2 separate regions of the Mus musculus genome follow, and region 2 is linked to region 1. Evidence: chromatin loops called from intact Hi-C (ENCODE). Cell type or tissue: gastrocnemius. All regions are shown on one strand. Each heading gives the region's core, and the rest is flanking DNA. Links, peaks and the distances in the headings are about the cores only. Region 1 has its middle 7.7 kb from the start of Mir804. Region 2 overlaps Tbc1d9b (TBC1 domain family, member 9B).

What was found. Hi-C counts contacts between places; a loop is a spot of excess contacts. Peaks named below come from ENCODE experiments on the same cell type or tissue, not always from the same donor. Only the 100,000 strongest peaks of a DNase experiment are listed, where the experiment ranks them.
Region 2: it touches region 1 in a loop (2.6-fold over the local background); 11 of 42 quality-filtered maps call a loop at or near these places.

Annotation. Positions count from the first base shown.
Region 1 is chr11:50,360,213-50,371,023 of GRCm38, reverse strand. No RefSeq gene overlaps it. Among named protein-coding and RNA genes, the nearest start is that of Mir804, 7.7 kb to the right of the region's middle. In gastrocnemius, for the core only: CTCF peaks have their summits at 6,065 and 6,268 (motif pointing right); a DNase peak (open chromatin) is centred at 6,257.
Region 2 is chr11:50,155,403-50,166,213 of GRCm38, reverse strand. Tbc1d9b (TBC1 domain family, member 9B) reads right to left here. Exons shown (of 22, transcript NM_001290760.1): 12 at 9,184-9,469; 13 at 7,668-7,797; 14 at 7,454-7,552; 15 at 6,503-6,571; 16 at 4,519-4,759; 17 at 4,103-4,168; 18 at 2,318-2,389; 19 at 2,002-2,052. Among named protein-coding and RNA genes, the nearest start is that of Mrnip, 14 kb to the left of the region's middle. In gastrocnemius, for the core only: a CTCF peak has its summit at 4,458 (motif pointing left); DNase peaks (open chromatin) are centred at 4,468, 4,678 and 9,159; H3K27ac peaks cover 1,012 bases.

The sequences.
Region 1 (10,811 bases), core at 1,466-9,465:
ACACCCGGCCAGTTTTGTCCACTACTGCTGACTAGCCCAGGCCTTCATGAATGCCAGGCAACACACTCCTCGACATTCCCAGGCCCGTTTTTAACCCTTCCCTTTCCTTCGTGGTTTTTTGTTTTGTTTTGTTTTGTTTTGTTTTGTTTTGTTGATTTTTCGAGACAGGGTTTCTCCGTGTAGCCCTGGCTGCCCTGGAGCTCACTTTGTAGACCAGGCTGGCCTCGAATTCAGAAATCCGCCTGCCTCTGCCTCCGGAGTGCTGGGTCCTTCGTGTATTTTTAAACAATCGTTTTAATTTATGTGTATGAGTGCTTTGCCTACATCTGTGCCTGGTGCCCACGGAAGCCAGAAGAGGGCATTGGATCCCCTAGGAGCTACAGACAGTTATGAGCAGCCTTGTGGGGGCTAGGAATGGAACCTGGGTCCCCTGGAAGAGCCTTCTGTGCTCTGAATCCTGGAGCCATCTCTCCTGCCCTCTTGTTTTTGTTTTTTTGAGACTAGGTCTCAGCATGTTTCTCTTCTGACTGGCCTGAAAATTACAGAGATCCTTCTACCTCTGCCTCCTGAGCTAGGGTTAAGGGCTTGTTACCCAGAAACCATTCTATTTGTTTGTTTTGGGTTTTTTGGTTTTTGGTTTTTGGTTTTTTTGGGACAGGGTTTCTCTGTGTAGCCCTGGCTGTCCTGGAACTCACTCTGTAGACCAGGCTGGCCTCGAACTCAGAAATCTGCCTGCCTCTCTCTGCCTTCTGAGTGCTGAGATTAAAGGCGTGCGCCACCATGCCCGGGGAAACCCTTCTATTTTAAAAAATTATTATTGTGCACGCATCTCGTGCCTATGTGTGTATGATGTCCACGTGTGCATGTACAGAGGCTAGAGGACACCTTTTGGAAGTCTCTTCTTGTACCAGGGGTCAGACCCAGGTCGGCAGGCTCTGCACAGCACATGCATTTTACCTGCTGAGCCATCGCACCACCCCACTTAACCATTCTCAAAAGTCTTCACTCATCCTCTGGACAAAATCCTCACCATGGAAAGCCATCCCAGAGCGCTCGCTCCCACTGCTCCCAGCACCGCACTGCTTGCTGCAGCACCCTTGTCTGTCTTTCTGTTCTCACATTCCTTCTGCTATTTTCCTGCGGGTCTGCTTTCCTATGAGGCCCATGCCCTGCCAGTCTATGTTTGGGCTCATTTTCCTCGATGAAGTCCAACAAATCATAAGTCACCAAGCGGCTTCAGAATCCCAAAGCAAAGATGCCGGGCTGATGGTTAAGTGTAGCTGCTGGTTTGAGGAAGTCCCTATGAGGTTGGTAACACCAGACTCTGGGTGTGTCCCTGTGGCTATTTCCAAAGATAATTAGATCATGAGGGCTCTGGCTGAATGATGGCTTAATCGCTTGATGGATTCTTAATATGGGAGGCTTGCTTACAGTTTCAAAGGGTGAGTCATTGTGGCAAAGAGTGTGGAGGCAGGCAGATGTGATGCTGGAGCAGGCCATGAGAGAGAGAGAGAGAGAGAGAGAGAGAGAGAGAGAGAGAGAGAGAGAGAGACAGGACCACCCACAGTGACACATCTTCAACAAAGCCACACCTGCTACAAGGTCACACCTCCTAATCCTTCCCATCCATTCACTGGGGCAAAGGACTGAACCTCTGGGGGCCATCCTCTTCAAACCACTTCTCATGGCCTTATAAGTGAGGCCTAGTTGGTGGAAGTAAGTAGATCACTGGCATGTGTGTTCTTGGAGACTGTACCTGGCTCTGGCCTCCTCTATGTTCACTGTATGGAGGTTTGAATGCGAAATGTCCTCTGTAGACTTTGGGTATTTAAACACTTAGTCCTCAGTTGGTGGGGTGCTGGAGGAAGTATGTCACTGGGGATGGACTTTGACACAAATAAAAAAAAATCACTTCCAGTTTACTTCAGCTTCTTTTAAAATAATAATAATTTACTTTTGTTTTATGTGCATTGGTGTTTGCCAGCGTGTCCGTGAAGGTGTCAGATATGTACATTGGTGTTTGCCAGTGTGTCCGTGAAGGTGTCAGATCCCCTGGAACTGGAGTTACAGAGAGCTGTGAACTGCCACGTGTGTGCTAGGAGTTGGACCCAGGTCCTCCCGAAGATCAGTCATCTCTCTCCCTTACCTACTTCAGCTTCTTTCTTGCCACTGTGGCTGCCACTTTCTGCCATGACCCCACCATGATGGACTCAGACCCTCTGGAACCATAAAACAAAGTAAACCCTCTTCTCTTTTAAATCCTTCTATACTCTATGTGTACATGCCTGTGTGTGCAGGACCCTGCAGAGGCCCAGAGAGGTGTCTGGTTCCCCGGAGCTGCAGTGGTGGATGGTTGTGAGCCACCCTGTGGGTACTGGCAACTGCAAGAACAACAAGTGCTTCTCACTCTCAAGCAGCGCTCCTCACCCTCGAGCAGTGCTCCTCACTCTCGAGCTTCTCTTTGGCCCCACGTTCTCTTTAAGTTCTCTTTGGTCATACTGTTTTATCACAGCAACAGGAAAGTGCCTAATAACTCTACTTCCCCTCTGCCACTAAATTAAAAAAACAACAACAACAACAAAAAACAAAACCTATTACACACTCCCATTACCGTGTTATTCTCCCAAAGCCATGGGTCAAAGAACTCACAGACTAAGCCCTCTGAAAATGAAAACCAAACAAGATCTTTTTATTCTTTTTGTCCCCCAACATAATATTTTTATTGATTATTTGGGAATTTCACATCATCCACCCTGATCACACACACTTCCCAGTCCCCTCGTGTCTACCCCCTACCCTTCTGACCTTCTCCTCAGAAAAAACAAACAAACAAACAAAAAACAAAAGAAAGAAAAATCCAATTTGGGTTATTCATATGCTCATTGGAGCATCGGCAAATTCCCAGGGCCTGTCCCCTAAAGAACTGAGTCCTTCCCACCTCCCCACCCAGAAGCCATCAACTTTGAGGGCTGCTCCATAGCATCCTTACCACAATTCCTAAGAGTTCTCTTTGATGGCTTCCTTTTTAGGCTGTTACTTTGGGGGACTAGGGCATAGGGGTTGTCTCGGGAGCCTTCTATGACCCTCTTATTCAACTGTGCTTCTGCAGTCAGCGATACCACTGCAGGAGTAGCTTCCTTGCCATTTACAGTCGGCGGGAGCACGGGTCCTGGGCTTCTATGTGATTTCTGGCAACAGCATGGACCACCGACATCCATGGTGCCAAGGACCCCCACTTGGTCTCCGGTGGCAGTATGGATCACCACAGTCATCAAAATGGCCTTAGGAGCCTGCACAGGCCACTCACATGAACATGGCTTCAGATAGTGGCATACACCATAGACAACTGCATGACCCTCAGTGGTAGCACAGGCCTCAGATGTCAACGCTGCTCCTGGCTGCCGTATGACCACGGGCCCAAACATGGACTTTGGAAGCAGCATACCCCATGGATATTGACAGGGTTTAGCACAGACCACAGATGCCCACATGGCTTCATCATGGCCTGGGGCAGCAGCACAGAACACTGATACCAGCATAGTCTCTGGGGGAGGTATGGACTATGGAGATCTTTCAGGGAGATCCAGTGCAGGAAATGAACCACTTTTCATCTTGGACATCCTGCTATTGCTCAGAGCCAAGGTGACCGTGCAGCAGGGGATTGGTCCAGGGGCTGAGTCTGTGCAAGCTCCAGGCTGCTGTCCACCACGCTGCTGACCCTACCAGGCAATGACATGTTCCTCCATCGACTGCAGCCTTCTCTCTCGCACACCTGTCACAACTGTCCTGTCTCTAGTTCCACCTCTCTCTACAGTGCACACACCGCTCTGCTCCTCCATCTTTCCCATCATGTATTCATTCACTGTAGTGGCATTGGAAGCTGTGTGTGTGTGTGTGTGTGTGTGTGTGTGTGTGTGTGTGTGCGTTTGCCCAAAGAGCTTTACATGCAAATGTTCACTGTAACAATGAGTCATTGGCCTAGTTTCCAGTTTCTGATGCATCACCAATAACTGGACCATTGCTGAGTCTCCTCTAGTCCATCCTGCTGTTGCCCAGAGTCTTGGTGATCCTGTGGCTCTCTCTGGTTCTGCAGGACTGGCTCCTTCACGTGCTCCAGCAATTCATAGATGGAGTAGATGCTGGGGAGTGGACCCACGCAACATGCTGAATCTCGACCTGAGTGGTAGCTGAGTTGGTCTCAGGCTGACAGGGACCGCCTGGCCTTCAGCTGCCAGGTCAGATGTTCTTCTCTTTAGTCAGTTAGTTTGGTCATAGCTACACAGTAATTAGTATAACTAATACAGGAAAATATACAGGCATAGTAATTAATATAGCTAATGCAGTAATACATACCATATGGTTCTGCACTTCTTGGCTAGATTTTTCTCAAATGTCTTACTTAGAATGCTGTTTCTAGATGGCTCCCCTCCTCTGATACAAGATATTATGTATTTCAAACTAGCCTGGAACTTGCTATTTAGCTGAGGATAACCCTGCACTTTTGTTTCTTCAGCTTCCTTCTCTCTGGTGTTGGGATTACAGAGGTATAACACTATGCCCACAGTTCATGCAGTGTTGGATATCAAACCTAGGACTCTGTATATTCTAGGCAAGCATCCTACCAAGTGAGCTAGCCCCCCCCCCATTTTCCTGATCTTTATTTACTTATTTGCTTCCTTGCTTTTGTTTTGTTTTTCAGGCAGCCTCATGTAGCCCGGGCTGCCCTCAAGCTCACAAAAGCAAGAATAACTTTCAACTTCTGATTGTCCCGTCTGCACCCCTGAGCACTGGAATAACGGGTACACACACTATGTCAGCTGTGCTGTCCTAGAGATGGGACAGCTGGGACTGTATAATTTGGGCTGTGGTGTCTGTTCACAGTGGTGTGCAGCCATCACCTCGCTGCCACTGAAGCTGCTCATTTTCCTCTGACAGAAACCCTGCGCTCAGTTTTTTATAGGTTTACTCCGTTATTTCTGCTCATAGTACAAGGGTACATTCAATTCCTCATGACTGGGAAGAAAGCAGGACCTTGGATTAGCTGCTAGCACTTGGGTTTTGCCAGTTTATATCTTTAAATATCAAGACAGTAGAGGAAGGCCAGGCGTGACCGAAGGAATCGGGCATGAGAGGCAATGTCTGATGCAGTCTACTGAGTCAATTAGGACCAAATTGATAAGAGAGGTAAGGAACACGGGCCGAGCTAGGCTTAGTGTTTGAACACCTTTAATCTTTGCACTCAGGGAGCACAGGCAGGCAGATCTGTATGAATTCGAGGCTAGCCTGTTCTACCTAGTGAGTTCCAGGATAGCCAGGGCTGTTATACAGAGAAACCATGTCTCAAAATCAATGAACCAATCAGTCAATCAATCAATTGTGGGGTGGGGAAATGGCTCAGGGGCTAAGAACACTTGCTTTTCTTGCAAAGGATCCAGGTTCAATTCCTAGCACCCACAGTATTTCACAATTATCTGTAACTTCAGTTCCAGGAGATTCAATGCCCTTATCTGACATCTGCAGGCACTGCACCCACCTGGTCTTCCCCCATCCTCTGCTCCCTCAAATCTTTTTAAAAGTATCACATTCCTGGGGCTAGAGAGATGGCTCAGCAGTTAAGAGCACTGGCTGCTCTTCCAGAGGTCCTAAGTTCAATTCCCAAAACTACATTGGTGGCTCAGGACCATCTATCTATAAAGGGATCTGATGAGCTCTTCTGGCATACAGGCATACATACAGAACAACACATACATTTAAAACACACACACACACATTCAGCATCTACACATAACATGCACCCACACATACCAACTTTCCCCAGTTGTCTTACATGTTTTGCTGGCCTGTCACAGGGCAGTGGTCACAACCTGTTTCTCCCCTTTAACCTACACATGTTCTTGCAAGTCCTTCTGTTCCCAGATTGTCAGGTTGTGTTTCCTAGTAGACTGCTCGTCTGTTTTCCCCTCATAAGAGCTGAGCTCCTCAGGTGGGGAGATGGCTCAGGTGGTAAAGCTCTAGTACAACAAAGTTCAGTCCCCAGAACTCATATGAAAAAAAAAGCCAGGTGTGGTGGCATGTTCTGGCAGTCCTGGTGCTGGTGAGGCAGAGACAAGAAGATCTCTGTGGCCAGTTGGCCTGACCTACTTGTCAAGTTTCAAGCCGAGGAGAGACCTGCGTTTATTCCATTTTTATTATTTTTATGTGTATGGGTGGGTTTTGCCTGAATGTAAGGCTGTCACATACATGTAATACCCATATGGGCCAGGAGAGGGCATCAGATCGCCTGCAACAGAGGTAAAAGTGAGAGTGTGTGGGCTCTCAGTGCTGAATCCAGGTCTTCTACAAGTGCTCTTAACTGCTGAGCCGTGTCTCCTAAACTAGTTTTTATTTTTTATCATGTTTTTACTGTTTGTTTTCCATTTAATTATTTGTTTTTTTGAGTCAGGGTTTGTGTAGCCCTGGCTGTTCTGGAACTCACTCTGTAGACCAAGCTGGCCTCTAACGTACAGAGATCCATTTGCCTCCAAGTGATGGGATCGAAAGCCAGTGTTGTCACCCCCTGGCTAACTAACAGATTTTTACGATGAATTTCGCTCCTGTTTCTCGTGTCTTGTTAACCCAGGCTAGTCTGAAAAATTGGAAATCCAAAACACTGCAAAATCTAAAATGTTTTTGAGTGACTTAATTCACCAGAACAAAAATTGGCACTTTCATGGTTTGGATCTGCAATGTTCCCCAAAGGCCTTCAAGCTTGTTGTGTAGCAAAACGTTTCCTGGGGAGATGCAACACACGTGTGCTCATCCCACGTAGGGAACCCGAAACACACCAGAGTACAGGTATCGCTGAAGTCCAATCTGGTGGAACCAGTGAGTTTTATTGTGATGACTTACAGGAATATGGGTGAGGGGTCATTAAGGAGCAGACATGACTCAAAGACAGCTGCATCACCGAAGCCCAGCCCCAGCAAGAATGACAGCTCACAAAGCTGGGAACCTGGAGCACACTGCACAGCCTGCAGGCCACTCAACAGGCTGGAGAGTAGCCTTGCCAGGTCCTCTGTTGGTCTCAGCTTCTTCCAAGGTAGCTCAGCTGGTGTCTGCTTCCTCCAGACAGCTGGTCTGGTCTCAGAGTCTTGGAAGCCTTTCTCCTCTGAAAGTCTCTGTGCAGCTCAGCTTTTGTTTATGGGAGAGGGACTCTCATCTTTTATTGCTTACTCTGGCAGGGAGGGGCCTAGTGAATCTGGTCCATTTCAGGGACTTCCTGAAGCTCTTTGAGTTGTTTACCTCCCTGCTTAAGGAGCTTCCCTGCAAGATGGAATGTTTCAATCTCAGAGGAAACTTACACAACATAGCTAAAGACTGTAAACCTACAGGGAGGAGTCTTTAGGGGGTGGGACCTAGAAGGAGGCAGGAGGTCACTAGCCCTGTATCCCCCAGGGCATGTTGGATCCATCCTCTCTGCATTCTGACATCTGAACACAGCGGCTCCTCCAAGTGCTCTCACCATGCTACACTGTGCAACCATAGGACCCAGAGACTGTGGCTGAAACCTCTGACACTGTGGACTGGAACAAACCTTCCCACTCTGAGCTGTTATCTCCGAGCTAGGGAGATAGTTTAGTGGGCAGGGTGCTTACCTGGCACTGGAGAAGCCCAGAGTCTGATCCTCAGGCCTGGATAAATCAGGTGTTGTGGTGGTACACACCTGTAATCTCAGCACTTGGGGAACTGGGGCAGGAGGATTGCTGTGATTCTAACCAACAATAAGAGGGCTACCGAGTGCAACCTGGTTTTAAGGGGGAAAAAATCAAATAGGGGCTGAAACAGTGACTCAGTGGACCTTAGTTTGATCCCTAGAATCCACAAGGAGGCTCACAACCCATGCAACTTCAGTCAGGGGATCTGAGGTCCTTTTCTGGACTCCACAGGGACTGCACACACGTGATGCATAGTCATACAGGCAAATACCATATACATTGAATAAATTACCTCAGGCTACACTATGTGTATGAAATAAAATTAAGTTCTTCTTTAGACTTGAGTCCTCTAAGACACCTCAGTATGTATACGGAAATGTCTATAAATTAAAAAAGAAGCCTAGCCTGGTGTGGTGGCGCACGCCTTTAATCCCAGCACTTGGGAGGCAGAGGCAGGCAGATTTCTGAGTTCAAGGCCAGCCTGGTCTACAGAGTGAGTTCCAGGACAGCCAGGGCTATACAGAGAAACCCGGTCTTGAAAAACCAATAAACAAACAAACAAAAACTAAAAAAGAACCCAACACAGGGCTGGAGGAATGGCTCAGTGGTTGAGAGCATCTGTTGCTTTTGCAAAGGGCCTGGGTTCAGTTCCTAGGTGGCTCAAAACTGTTGGGGGGTTGGTTCTAAAGCTTTGTCTTATTTTGGCTCCAAAGAGCTGGGCTTCCAGACCTGAGGGTCCCTGCCCCTAGCTGCCTTCAATTGATAATAAAAAATTACCAAACAGGGGAAAAGCTGAGCGCGTGCCCGAAAAGCAGCAAGCAAGGGAAGCATGGGGGAAGGGCCCGCGTGGGAAGACTGCAGTCTGAAAGCTCCATGCTGCATGGTTGAAGATCAGATTCCAGGGAGATTGGAGTGCACGCCCCTTCTCCCCCAAACCAGAGTCATCCCCAGCAGCAAGGGCCCCCAAGCTCTCTAGCACGCATGCGCACTTCTCGACCACAGCCCCGGGCGAGCTCCTGCCTCCCCTCCATGTCCTCTCCCCTCCACACACTGACCCACACTCACTATGATAGCTACGGGTTAGAAGGTGACAGTGACAGGAGCAGACACCGGGTCCCAGTTGCGTTTCCGGACAACTAAGAGTCGAGAATGTGGATCAGTGACAACCATGAGCACAAGGCAACCCTAAGTCACATGCTAACAATGGAGGAAGGCAGAACATAGGTCCCCGTGACACTGCCAAGCTACAGAAGCCTTGGCCTGCTGCATTGATTGAGCACATTAGTAATAAACTCAGAGTCACCGATAATGCAACGGTGACACAATAGGGAAAGAAGTCAATGCCTTTCCCCTTGGTGACATTTAACCAAGAGTGAGCCCAGACTTGACTTCTCTGCTTGGTTTTTCCTGTGTATCCTGTGTCAGTGCTCCTGTGTGTTTCCTAATACAGTGCGTTGCTCTTCCTTTAAAAAAGGAGAAGAAGGAGGAGGAGGAGGAGGAGGAGGAGGAGAAGGAGGAGGAGGAGGAGGAGGAGGAGGAGGAGGAAGAGAAGGAGAAGGAGAAGGAGAAGGAGAAGGAGAAGGAGAAGGAGAAGGAGAAGGAGAAGGAGAAGGAGAAGGAGAAGAAGAAGAAAGATTCAGAGTGGCTGGGCAGAAAAGGAGAGGTGGGTCTTTAGATTGCATGGGCCAGGGACAGGAGAGAGAGAAGAGAGTTGGAGGCAGGAGGATCAGATTTAAGAGCTGCAGGACAGAAAGCATCCAATGATGTAGGTGGAAAGGAAATGCTGCCTTATGGGGGTGGGGCTGCCCAGAAGGTAACAGGGCAGCAAAGATAAAGTAAGATTTAGAAGGTGTTAGTCCTGGGACTGGAGAGATGGCTCAGTGGTTAAGAGCATCGACTGCTCTTCTGAAGGTCCTGAGTTCAAATCCCAGCAACCACATGATGGCTCACAATCATTCATAGTGAGATCTGATGCCCTCTTCTGCTGCATCTGAAGACAGCTACAGTGTACTTAGGTATAATAATAAATAAGTCTTAAAAAAAAAAGGAGGTGTTAAGCCAGGAATCCTGAGGAGAAATGTATGTTAGTCACAGCCATGGGGAGGATTAGAAATGTCCAGCCTTTGAGCTAGTCAAGGCATATCAAAGTTAGCTGGCTTATGTGTGTTCCAGAGAGCTTTTGGTCAAGTATGCCAGGAGCCAAAGTGGTTTAACTAATTCACTGCTACACACAACCATCCCTAACTCCAGTTTCAGGGATTCTGATGACCTCAGAGGGCACGGGACAATTATATGGTGCACACACATGTAGGCAAAACATAAAGCAAAATTTCATAAAATACAAAACAATAAAAAAAATTATATACTCCTGGGTCCCAGGTATTTCAGAAAAGGGGTCCTCAAATCCATTCTGAATTAAGCTCCTGTGTGTGTGTGTGTGTGTGTGTGTGTGTGTGTATTTGAGGCAAGGACTTATTCTGTAGCTCAGGCTGGCCTGCAACTATGTAGACCTGTCTAGTCTTGAATTTAAGACAATCCTCCTGCTTCAGACTTCCAGGCGCTACCTGGGATTACAGGTGCAAACACATGTATGCAGTGTTCCACTCTGCAAAGCACTCTTTACCACTGACCATTTTTTTTTCTGGCCCTTGCTCCAATCTCAGCTGCTACCTGCTACCTGAGCTGGCAGGCAGGTTGAACTGTAGAGTGCTTGTCTGTAGACAGAGGCTCTGGTCCCATGACCTCTGCTTTCTGAGTTCACCACCCACTGTGGGTCTTTCCTACAAGGGATGTGCATTTGGTCACTAAAGAAGAGCCCCCCCACCCCGCCCCCAAAGAGTCAAATACACAAATACCGTGACTCAGCCTCTCCTGGGTATTATCAGCTCTTCTACAACATCCAGTATACTAGAAACATGTTTAAGTAGTTATTTGCTATTGGGTGTGGTGACACATCATTTTTATCAGAAAAAAATGGCAGTGGAGAAAGACAGGTGGATATTATGAGTTCCAGTCTGGTATACCTAACCCCATCTCTAAAATGAATTATAGTCCTGGAGTTTGAACATAGGGCCTTGTATAAATTAGACAAGTGCTCTAACACTGAGCTATGTCTCA
Region 2 (10,811 bases), core at 1,173-9,172, 200 kb after region 1:
ATTTTACTGGACTCAGTGAATCTGTCACATAGACCAAGCTGTTTTCAAAGTCACAGGATATGCTGGCCTCTGCCTTCCAAGTGCCATGGTAAAAGGGCATATTACTACTCCTGGCATAATTTTTTTGTTTGTTTGTTTTTGTTTTTCGAGACAGAGTTTCTCTGTATAGCCCCGGCTGTCCTGGAACTCACTCTGTAGACCAGGCTGGCCTCAAACTCAGAAATTTGCCTGCCTTTGCCTCCCAAGTGCTGGGATTAAAGGCATGCGCCACCACTGCCCAACCTGTATTTTTTTTTTTTTTTTTTTTTTGGTTTTTCAAGACAGGGTTTCTCTGTATAGCCCTGGCTGTTCCTGGAACTCACTCTGTAGACCAGGCTGGCCTCAAACTCAGAAATCCGCCTGCCTCTGCCTCCCGAGTGCTGGGATTAAAGGCGTGTACCACCACACCCGGCTGTATTTTTTTTTTAAACATTAAAAAAAAATTATTTTCCTGGTATGGGTGTTTGCCTGTTGTACATATGTATGCCTTGTGCATACCTGGGTGCCCATGGAGCCAGAAGAAGGCATCAGACCTGCGGGAACTGCAGTTGCAGATGATGTGAACGGCCATGTGGTTGTCCTCTGGAAGAACAGCCAGTGCTCTTAACTACTGAGCCACGCTCTAAGCTCTCTAATTTAATTCTTGACATTAAGGTCATGTTCAAGTTCCAGTCAGTCTTCAACACTGTCCACAGGACAGTGATGACTTAGGACACTGTTTAGTGTCCCTTCAGTGTCACTTTCTGATGTATATCACCCACCTGGGAAAATCATTTGTTGTTGTTGTTTATTTTTGTTTTATATTTACTTGGACCAGAACCTGGGGCTGTATCTAATCTAGACATGAGTGCTACCATCAAGCTACATCCCCAGACCTTATTCTTGAAATTAATTAAATAAATTAACTCTTGTTGTTGTTTTGTTTTTTGAGACAGTATCTCAGTATGTAGCCCTGGTTGGCCTGGAACGCTTTGTAGACCAGGCTGGCCTTCAACTCACAAGATCCACCTGTTGCTACCACCTCAATGCTCAGACTAAAGGTGTGAGCTTTTACACACTGGCTTAAAAAGTTTTGTGTGCACGTGTATATGGCCTGTGTATATGGCCTGTGTATATGGCATGTATATATGGTTCTCTTCTTCTACCATGTGGATTCTGGAAATCAAATTCTGGTCATGAGGGTTGGCAGCATGTGCCTTTACCCACAGAACCCTCTTTCCAGACCATTTATTTAAAAAAAAAATCACCATGAAACTAGGCTGACCTTGAGCTCCAGTTCCTCTTGCCACCTTGGCCTCTATTTAGAGTATTGGGATTAGGGGCATGCATCACTATACTCCAAATTCCATTCCCAGCCCCTCAGGACAGAACCCTGGATCCCACATGCAAACCAAGTGCTCGAACACTGAGCTACATTCCCAGCTGTTATGGTCAGTTTTGTATCATACATGACCAGCTCACTTGCCAAACCCAGGGCCCAGAATGGCCTTCACCGTGTCAGACATTCCCAACGAGCATTGCATGCAGCAAAGGTTGAGTCCCACCAGGCACTCTGCATACGTATTTTTTGTGATGAAAAAATCCTGTGAGGCTTGAAGAGGTTTCCCAAGGGGGAACATCTACCATCTCTCCATCTCCACTCCTCCATCCCATACCTGTCTCACAGTCACGATGACAAAACTCTGCATTCCTCTCCTACAAGCGTGAGCTTTTTGCATGTGGGTGCGGAGGTGAAGCCCTGGGCTTGCTCCGTGTCTCGTGTGCCATGCATGCATCCTCCTCACTGACCATCTACAGCAGATTGCCCCCACCAGAAGCATCTTGGGCTCTGGGTGTTCTCAGATTTATCCCCACAGGACAAAGTTCCAAAGAGTCCCCGGGGCATGAAAGCATCCAGGCTTCTGAGTAAAGGAAGATGAAGCCCAGAGGCAAAAGGGTCACCCTTGCCCTCTAGGGACTGACCTTGAGCCTCCCAGGGCAGGAAAAGATCCAGATCTGAGGCCAGAGGAGATGCTGGAAGGGACAGCAGAGGATGTGTAGAGGGCAGAGGGAGAAGCCCACGTCCAGGGAGACAGAGATGCAAGAGAAACAACAGTTGAGAATGTCTACAGGGGCCAGTCTGGCCCAGGGAGTGCTGTGGGGCCCTCCCAGAGAGCACCCCAGGGTGGCATGCTCCCGGAGCCCACAGTGGGACTGCTGGCTCCTACACAGGCCCCACGGGAAGACGGAGAGCTGCAGAGCGCAGCTGGCTGTGCTGGCTGTCTCAGGAGTGGCTCACCTTCCGAGGAGCTATCCTCTGTGAAGTAATGGGCGGCCTCCAGGGCTGACTCGGCTTCCTCTGGGATCAGAGCTGTGTTCCAAGAGAAGCAACAGTGAGGACAGGGGAGACTTCCAGTTCTAGTCAAAGAGGAAAAGGCCACCCGCGCCCAGTCATGTACCACCAGGCTGAACCCCATTTACTCGAACTCCGGACAGTTTTAGTAGAGTTGGTGACATACTTGTTGGTGAGGCAGGACCTCACGCTGTAGTACAGGCAGCCTCTAACGCTGCACCCTCCTGCCTCAGCCTTCCGAGTGTGTCTGACTTGCTACCTTGATTTTGACAGTGGGGGGTGTGTGCTGGGGACTGAACCCCAGGTTATCCTGTATGTTAAGCACTTGCTCTATGGCTGAGCTAAGTCCCTGATAACTGTTTTGGGAAATGCAGTACATGTGCTGAGTAAGAAAATAATCCATCTGCCCAGGGCCTGGTGAACTTAGCTATCCTCCCACACAGGATGACCTGGCTCAGCGGATTCCTTTGGGACATTTTACATGCCTATGCGCGAGCGTGAGCACACACACACACATACACACACACACACACACACATCACTTGACTCATCTTACTTTATATTGTGGCAACTGTACCACATTAATATACCCCAGCCTGTCCCACACTCTACATGTGCTGGGAGTGGCTGACTGCAACCTGAGGTTTCAGATCCCCAAGGCTGTGTGTCCATGTGACCTCACCATTCCTGATGTATGGAGGGGATGTGGTAGGGCTTAGGGAGCAGGGCAAGGCATAGACGGGTGGTCGGACCCAAGCAGTCCAGTACCTAGATGAAGCATTAGGTGGTGGGCACAAACCCAGTTCTCTGATGCAACCCAGGCTTTGGCTCTCACCAGCTGCAAGGTAGCCTCACTTGAGAGTTGTGCTCCAAGAGCGCCTTCAGCTCTACCCATAGAACCATCATTGGGGAGCTCTGATTAGTGAACTGGGCACTACTGCACACAGTGAGTCACAGGGGTGCAAGGTGAGTGGTGGTTGCAGCCTTATAACCTCACTTTGGGCTGATTCTGACCGCAGATTCTGTATTCGAATTACTCAGGGGGAGGCCCCAGACAAGAGGACCTAGGGTGGTTCCACAGGAGGAAGCATGGCACCCTGGGCCATCACTGTCACCTTTCTGGATCTGGTTCCTACTAAGGGAAAGCTCCTTTTTAGGGGCTATCCTGAGCTCTGGCCACACATGAAGGATGCTGGAGCCATGTGCTGGCCAGCTTCATAGAGCCTCTCAGCTTGGCTCACACCAGCTGCCCACAGGAAACTTCCCACCCTAACAACAGCTCCATTACTGAGAGGAAGGAAGTGGGGCCTCTGAGGACATGTGACAGGACCTGCAGGTGGCCTAGGCAGTGTCCCAGGCTGTCTTGGGACAAACAGGAACCTTTGGTTAACAATTACTTTAAGAACAAGACAGTTTAGGACCTTGTGTCTCACTGGTACCTCCTTCATGGCCTCCTGCCCTGATGTGGATTCTGGATCATGTTGCCCTGCTTGATGGGCTGAGGAGCTCAACTGGAATCTTCCCTCATGCCCTTTCCCCATTCTGGGCTTGTGCTCAGAACAGCAGGGCGGACCTCAACCCCAGACCCTCACCCCCACTGGGCCCAGAGCCTCCCTTCCACTTAACTCTCTCCCTCTTGGCCACAACCGTCCAGTGGCGTGTTGGCAGTTCCGTGGTTCTGGACAGTCTAGGGACAGAGAAGCCCACAGCAGGAAGCCTGAGGTCACTCACCTGGGGGCAGGTGCAGTTTGTAGAGCGCCTTGAGCTTCTCAGTGAGGTCTCCATGGTACATCCCACCTGTGGAGCAAGGCCAGGGAGGGACATGCTTGGCAAGGAGACTCTAGGAACACACTGCAGGCCATATCCCCAGACCCTTCCTGTGGGCTCTAATGGAGACTCCACACTCTGGGAAGGTTTGGGTCTTCCCTAGCCAGGTCTCTAGGAAAGATCAAATGAGCCCTGGGCCTCCTGCTTCCCTAAGACCCTATGGAAAAGCTTAACCTTCTTTGGGGCCAGAGCCCCAAGGAGAGGGACAGTAGAACAGTCTGCTGAGGTCTGGCATAGGCAAGGGCTCAAGGTCGCCCCCTGCTGGCCTCAGGAAGGACAGCTGCACTGACTGGTGCTTGAAAGATGGGTGAGACACTCACTCATCCCTGTCACAAACTCCTTGAAGTTGATCAGTGAGTCCTTGTTTTGATCCAGGAGTCGGAACATGCGGCCTGCCAACACAGGCGTGTGAGAGCCACAGGCCCAAGGCGTCAGGCTGGCAAAGAGCTCCCGAAACTGGCTGGCATCGATCCGGTACTGCTCCAGGTAGGGCAGGCTGGGGTCTCGGTGGACGGCTGCTGAGCGGTTACCACCCCAGTACTGGCTTGCCAGATGCTTGGCCTGCAGGGGACACCGTCTGGTGAGATGGCTTTTGGGGCCCTGACTCTCAGGATTACCAGGGTGCCTTCCCTGATCTGTCCATATTCTTAGGGTAATGAGCTCTGGCCTGGTACCTCAGCTTTCACGGGATCCCTCACTCTAGTGCACAGCAGAGGAACTGAACAGGGCCTCATGGACTTGACTGTTCTGACACAGTGTGGCCGCCTCGGCAACTGACCCTAAGGTAGCTGAAAAGGACTGCAGGAACTGGCAATGTGGACCCACAGTCTCAGTACTCAAGAAACTGAGGCAGGAGGATCACTGGACCTCCAGAACTCAGTGTGAAGCAAGTCTGGGCAATGCAGAGAAAACCCAGCCCCAAAGCAAACAGAACAAAATACCCACCCAACCTACTCACTTGCTCCATCAGTCAACTAACCAACCCCACACCACCAAAACCCAAACCCAAACCAAACCAAACCAAACAGAGGGAGTGTGGACTTTCGCCTTTGCCCCCGCGCCCCTCCATGCCCTTCCCCCTCCTTTTGATGCACCTGAATTTTGTGTGCAGACTCACCCTTGGGCTAGGGGTTACAAGGCTGTAGGTTACCCACCATCACTGGGTTGTTGCAGCCCAAACCACCCCTTAGCTACAGCACCTAGGTTGACTCATCCCAATGCCTGATCTGTGTCTTTTGCTAAAACTACTTAGAAAGAAAATTCAGTTTCCACCGGGGTCCCTGAGAGCCTGACCCAGGAGCTGCTCAGGACAGTCCTACAGGAAAAGCAGCCCAGAGGTTAACTGGGATGGAGGAGTGTCACAGCCAGTTTCAGTACCCTGACTCAGCCATGCCTGAAGCTGTGTAACTTTCCAGTTAAATGAGTAGGTGTGTTCCCTCTTCTGTGTGAGTTGGGTTGAATTTTTGTTGTTGTTGTTGTTTTGTTTTTTCCCCCCTGCTATTTAGGAGTGCTCTATTAGAGTACAGTCAGTAAACTGCTTGTCATGCAAGCATGAGAACCTAACTTTGGTCCCCAGAACCAACATAAAAAAGCTGGGTGTGTGGGACTGGAAACACAGCTCAGGGAATAAAGGTGCTTGCGGCCAAATGGAATGCCATGAGTTTGATCCCCGGAACACACAATAAAAGGAGAGAACCCACACTCACAAGCTGTCCTCTGATTTCTATACATGCACCACCATAAGTACATGTAACCATGAGATCTAAAAAAAAAAAAAAAAAAAAAAAAGGTGCACCAAGCAGTGGTGGTGCTCGCCTTTAATCCCAGCACTTGGGAGGCAGAGACAGGCGGATCCCTATGAGTTAGAGGCCAGAGACTCTGTAGTGACTCTGTAGATTCACTCTGTCTACAGAGTGAGTTCCAGGACAGTCAAAGCTACATAGAGAAACTCTGTCTCGAAACGCAAAACAACAACAATGGTGCTTGTGGTGGTGTGCCTTTAGAATCACACGCTGTGAGGCAGAAGCAGGGGGCTGGGGCTCACGGGCCAGCCAGCCTAGCTTACTTGGTAAGCTCTTGGCAATGAGGGACCCTGTCTTTATAAGCATCGGCTTCAGGAGTAACACCTGAGGTGCTCATGTGCACACTCTGTTCACTAATTGCCAAGAAAGATTAAATTCTGCCACACATGGTTCACAGGAACTGCAACTGGGGACAAGGAGTTTCCTGACTAGGAGCTGCTGTTTGAGGACAGACTTAACAGCCGAGGTGGGGAGCTCCACCCACCCCTGTGTTCACTGTCACCTTAAACACCATGTAAAGATCCTCCAGCTCTTCAATGGAGAAGCCGATGTCCCCTGGTATGGCTCGGACCTAGAAGGAAAGATGAAATGTTGGTAGTGGAGGGCCCAAGTTCCTGCCAGAGTCCAGACAAGTGCTTGTTCTCATGCAAACAGTGTCAAAGGGCAGCAAGGGTGTGGCTGCCCTTTGCTGTCACCAGTGGCCAAGCACACGAGGGTGGGTCTACTCAGGAGAGGGAACCTGTGTGCTCACCCTTCACCACTACCTGCCAGGCAGTTCCCCTCCCTGGAACTCTTCCTGGGGTGGGTGCTTAGATGGGCTCTTTCTCTCCTGACCGACCCACTGAGGGACATGGGCTGATGGATGGCATCTTTGCTCCAGCTGCCTGGAAGGGGTTCTATAATTTGCCAGGCAGGTCTTTTTACTTCAATTAGCAAAATGCCCTGAGTGCCTTGGAACCCTGAAGGGAGGGTTGAGAATGTGGAGGCCGAGGGCAGAGACCAAGAACAGGTTTAAACAGTGCATGGGATGGCAAAAGGTCCATCCCCTGAACAGCCTAAGACAAGGGCTTCAGGCAGGGGCATATGGTACAGGCTAGCCAGAGTGGCAGAGTGGCACTATCCAGGACAGAAGTGAAGCTTACACCAAAACCAGCCCAGGAGGCCTTAGTCCAGAAGACCTGTGGCTTAGATGTGCATGGTGAAAAAATTTCCACTAAGTGACCAGGGCCTCTTCCTATCTCCCCACACTAGTACCTGTGCTGTGGGATTCCACACAGCATCCTGGCCATGACACAGACACCAAGGCAGTGCAGGGATAGAGTACAAGTTGGATCCTGCACTCTGCTCAGGGAAGGGTGGGGCTGAAGAGGGTACTGGGAAAAGCCATCCACTAAGGCTAGCCCTGAGGACCCTCTCTGCCAGAGGTTACCACTGTCTGCACCAGTGACCATACCACGCTTCTCTTAGCCGTGTCTTCCAAGGACTGGATCACCTTCAGCCTCTGTTTAAACCGCATCTGTTCAATGTCGTCAGCCCTCAGGTTGCTGAACTTCTGCAGGCCAACGGAGAATCAGTGAGACAAAGGCAGAGGGTAAAGTCCCTGCGATCAACTAAAACCACAGGCCCTAGGGAACAGGCTGGCCAGGCTAACCCTGCAGGAAGCTGACCTCGTAGGATACTCTCAGGAGGTCAAAGATGTCCACCTCCACAGGAGGGTCATCTCCACTGGTCAGCAGAGCGTGGAGGTGTGGGATAGGTGGAGAAATGCTCTGCTTGTTGACCACATTGTCCAGGTACCTGCAAGATCAAAGGACAGCAGTAAAGGATCCACAGCCACAGCCAAGTGCTGGGCCAGAGTTCAGGCTTGGGAGTCCTATAGGAAGGTAGTCGTGTGTCCGCTGGGGCCCCTATTAGGCTGGGAGCTCCCATCAGGGTAATAGCAGAGAACAGATCTTGCCGCCCACTGACACCTGAGCACTAACTCTGAGAAGGTCAGGTTATCTTCTAGGGGCCTGTGGATTCCAGAGCCTACCTAGTTTAGGGACAATGTGCTTCCTCTCTGCTGGGTTACCAAGAAATGGGCCAAGAATCATTCAGTGGACAGTTTCTCCATGTCCAGTGGACATGGACTTGCTTTGGCTGGCTAGTGTGGGTCAACCAGGCCTTCCTATCCTTCTAGGCTCTCCAGGATGTGCCTAACACTCAAGGCAGAAGAGGCTTTCTGGTTCCAACCCATCCCAGCTGGCACCCTGGTCAGGTGCCTACCCCACTGTAGGACATACACATGAAACTGAGGTATAAACATGGTCACAACTAAGTGTCTTGAACATCAGAGGACCAAGAATCATATTAGCTAGGAGGTAGACCACAACCTTGCCAATTCTGCAGGGTCCCAACAGCCCTGGGCTGGCTCAACAGGCAGGCGCAGTGTTCCAGGTTGGGCTATAAGGAATTCAGGGTAAGTGAGAGGGTGAGGTAGGGAGTGAGCTGAAAGCCAGGTTTGGGACTTGGAAAGCTCCTTTGTGCAGAGGAAAACCATGAGAGGGGGGATGTCCCCATGCCCAGGGGAGGGCAGGGTCAGATCTGACCAGAGTCCTGTGGGGTATGAAAGAGACTAGAGTGGAGACCCACATGATCACCTGAAGCAGGCCCTGGCCCAGAAAGGTTTAGCTGTGCACTGAGACAGTAGGGATGCCAGGAGAACCTGGGTGGGACGAGCTTGAGGAAGCCAGGGGAAGTGTGAGCTTGGTGATAGGTTCCTTTAGCCATGCCACAAGCCTGGTATGGGTCTGCTCTGTCGGGGAATGGGCACTGAGCTTGGAGGAGATGACTAGGACAGCTTTGTGAAACAAGCACTTCCCTGCCTTGGCTAGAGGTTGGAGGTCTTGCTGTGCCACTGTCCCCTGACATCAACATGAGTGTCACCCACTGGACGACTGCTCGGGGTCAGTTTCCGAGACTACAGCTGAGTGGCAGCCTGCAGCTCAGTACACTCAGGCCCACCAGCTCTCCTCTTTGCTTCCAGCATCTTGAATCCCACCAGGACAGTTGTGCCCTGCTCCTGGCTCATCTCTCGACCTAGTCTAGTACTTGGCACATAGCATAGGATGTTGGCTGAGGGCTGGGGAGGGGAGGGCTCTCTGCCAACTTCCTGGAAGCAGAAGCCGCCCCCAGCATGGTCACCTGCCCAGCACGGTCATGGCCTCGCCCTCGTCATTGCAGTCCAGCAGCTGCTCCACGTTGGCGTCCAGCACAGCCAGGGCCACCTGCAGGATCACCTTGATGCCCTCGTAGAAGAAGCAGTCGACAATGACCACGGCGCTCTCAAAGGGCATGACGCTGAGGAAGAGGGTCAGGAACCAGGACAGCGAGATGCTGGAGATCACCCCCAGCTCTTGCATCTTCTCTGAGAGCCGGGGCAGGACATCTCTCGTGAGCTCTTCAAAGATGCCCTGGTCTACGAGGGCTCCTGAGGAGGACAAGAGGCCAAATACAAGCACCGCTCCAGGGCCCTGAGCAGACACCCTGTAGAATCCCAGGGCCTGGGGTATAGGAACACTATGTGGTTCCTGTCTAAACTCAACCCTGCCATCTCAGCTTATAGTGAGGCCCTGAGAGGTGTGCATATGCAGAAAACAGAAAGAAACAAATTACTTTGCAATCATTCTTTCTATAGCTTACACACCATTGTGTGGAAAGGAACACTTGCTCAATATACAGTGGTCCCTTGGCATCCATGAGGATACACACAGGGGGTATATAGTAGCATCAGGGAACCTAGGCACACACTGTTGTATACTTTTTTTTTAGATTTATTAATTAATTAATTAATTAATTATATGTAAAGTACACTGTAGTTGTCTTCAGACGCACCAGAAGAGGTCATCAGATCTCATTACGGGTGGCTGTGAGCCACCATGTGGTTGCTGGGATTTGAACTTCAGACCTCTGGAAGAGCAGTCTGGTGCTCTTACCCACTGAGCCATCTCACCAGCCCCAAAGATTTATTTATTTATTATATATAAGCACACTGTAGCTATCTTCAGACACTCCAGAAGATGGAGTCAGATCTTACGGATGGTTGTAAGCCACCATGTGGTTGCTGGGATTTGACCTCAGGACCTTCAGAAGAGCAGTCAGTACTCTTAACCACTGAGCCACCTCTCCAGCCTCCTACTCTTGTATACTTTAAGTTACTTCTGGATGACTCATAATACCTACTATGGTGTAATGCTATGAAAAGCTATGCAGCTATTATATCCTGTCTGGAGAAGAACAAGGGGACAAGTCTGGGTGTGTTCAGTACAGATGGAGTTTCTTCTGTGCGTTTCTGTTCAGTGCTTGGCTGAATCCATGGACATAGAGCCTATGGCTACAGATGTCTGACTTTCAGGAAATGTTGACTTTACCCCCTAGAAACAACAGAAGCAAGCAGTGGTTTCCCTCCCCTCTCCCAATGCTCTGAACATATACAAAGCTGAAGGCCCCCACGAGTGGTGACCCTGGACACCAAACAGCAGAGGACAGCTGAGAGCTAAAACACAGGTGTGCTGAGACAGTCTGTAAGCCATTTCCTTTTGACGACATGGATTTTACTGGATGTGAGTGCCTGAGAGTAGAACTGGACCACTGACCGGGACACGGGTAGACTACATGCTCTAGTTCTGAAACTTGAAATGTCTGAGGCAAAGAGACCTAGGAAACATGGATGGAGATTTGGGCTCTAGATGGCTTTTAAAACCCACTGAATGTGAGATGTCCTCTGACTCAGTCCGGTCGTCCTGGGAACGACCTCACGAGGTCTAGGTGGG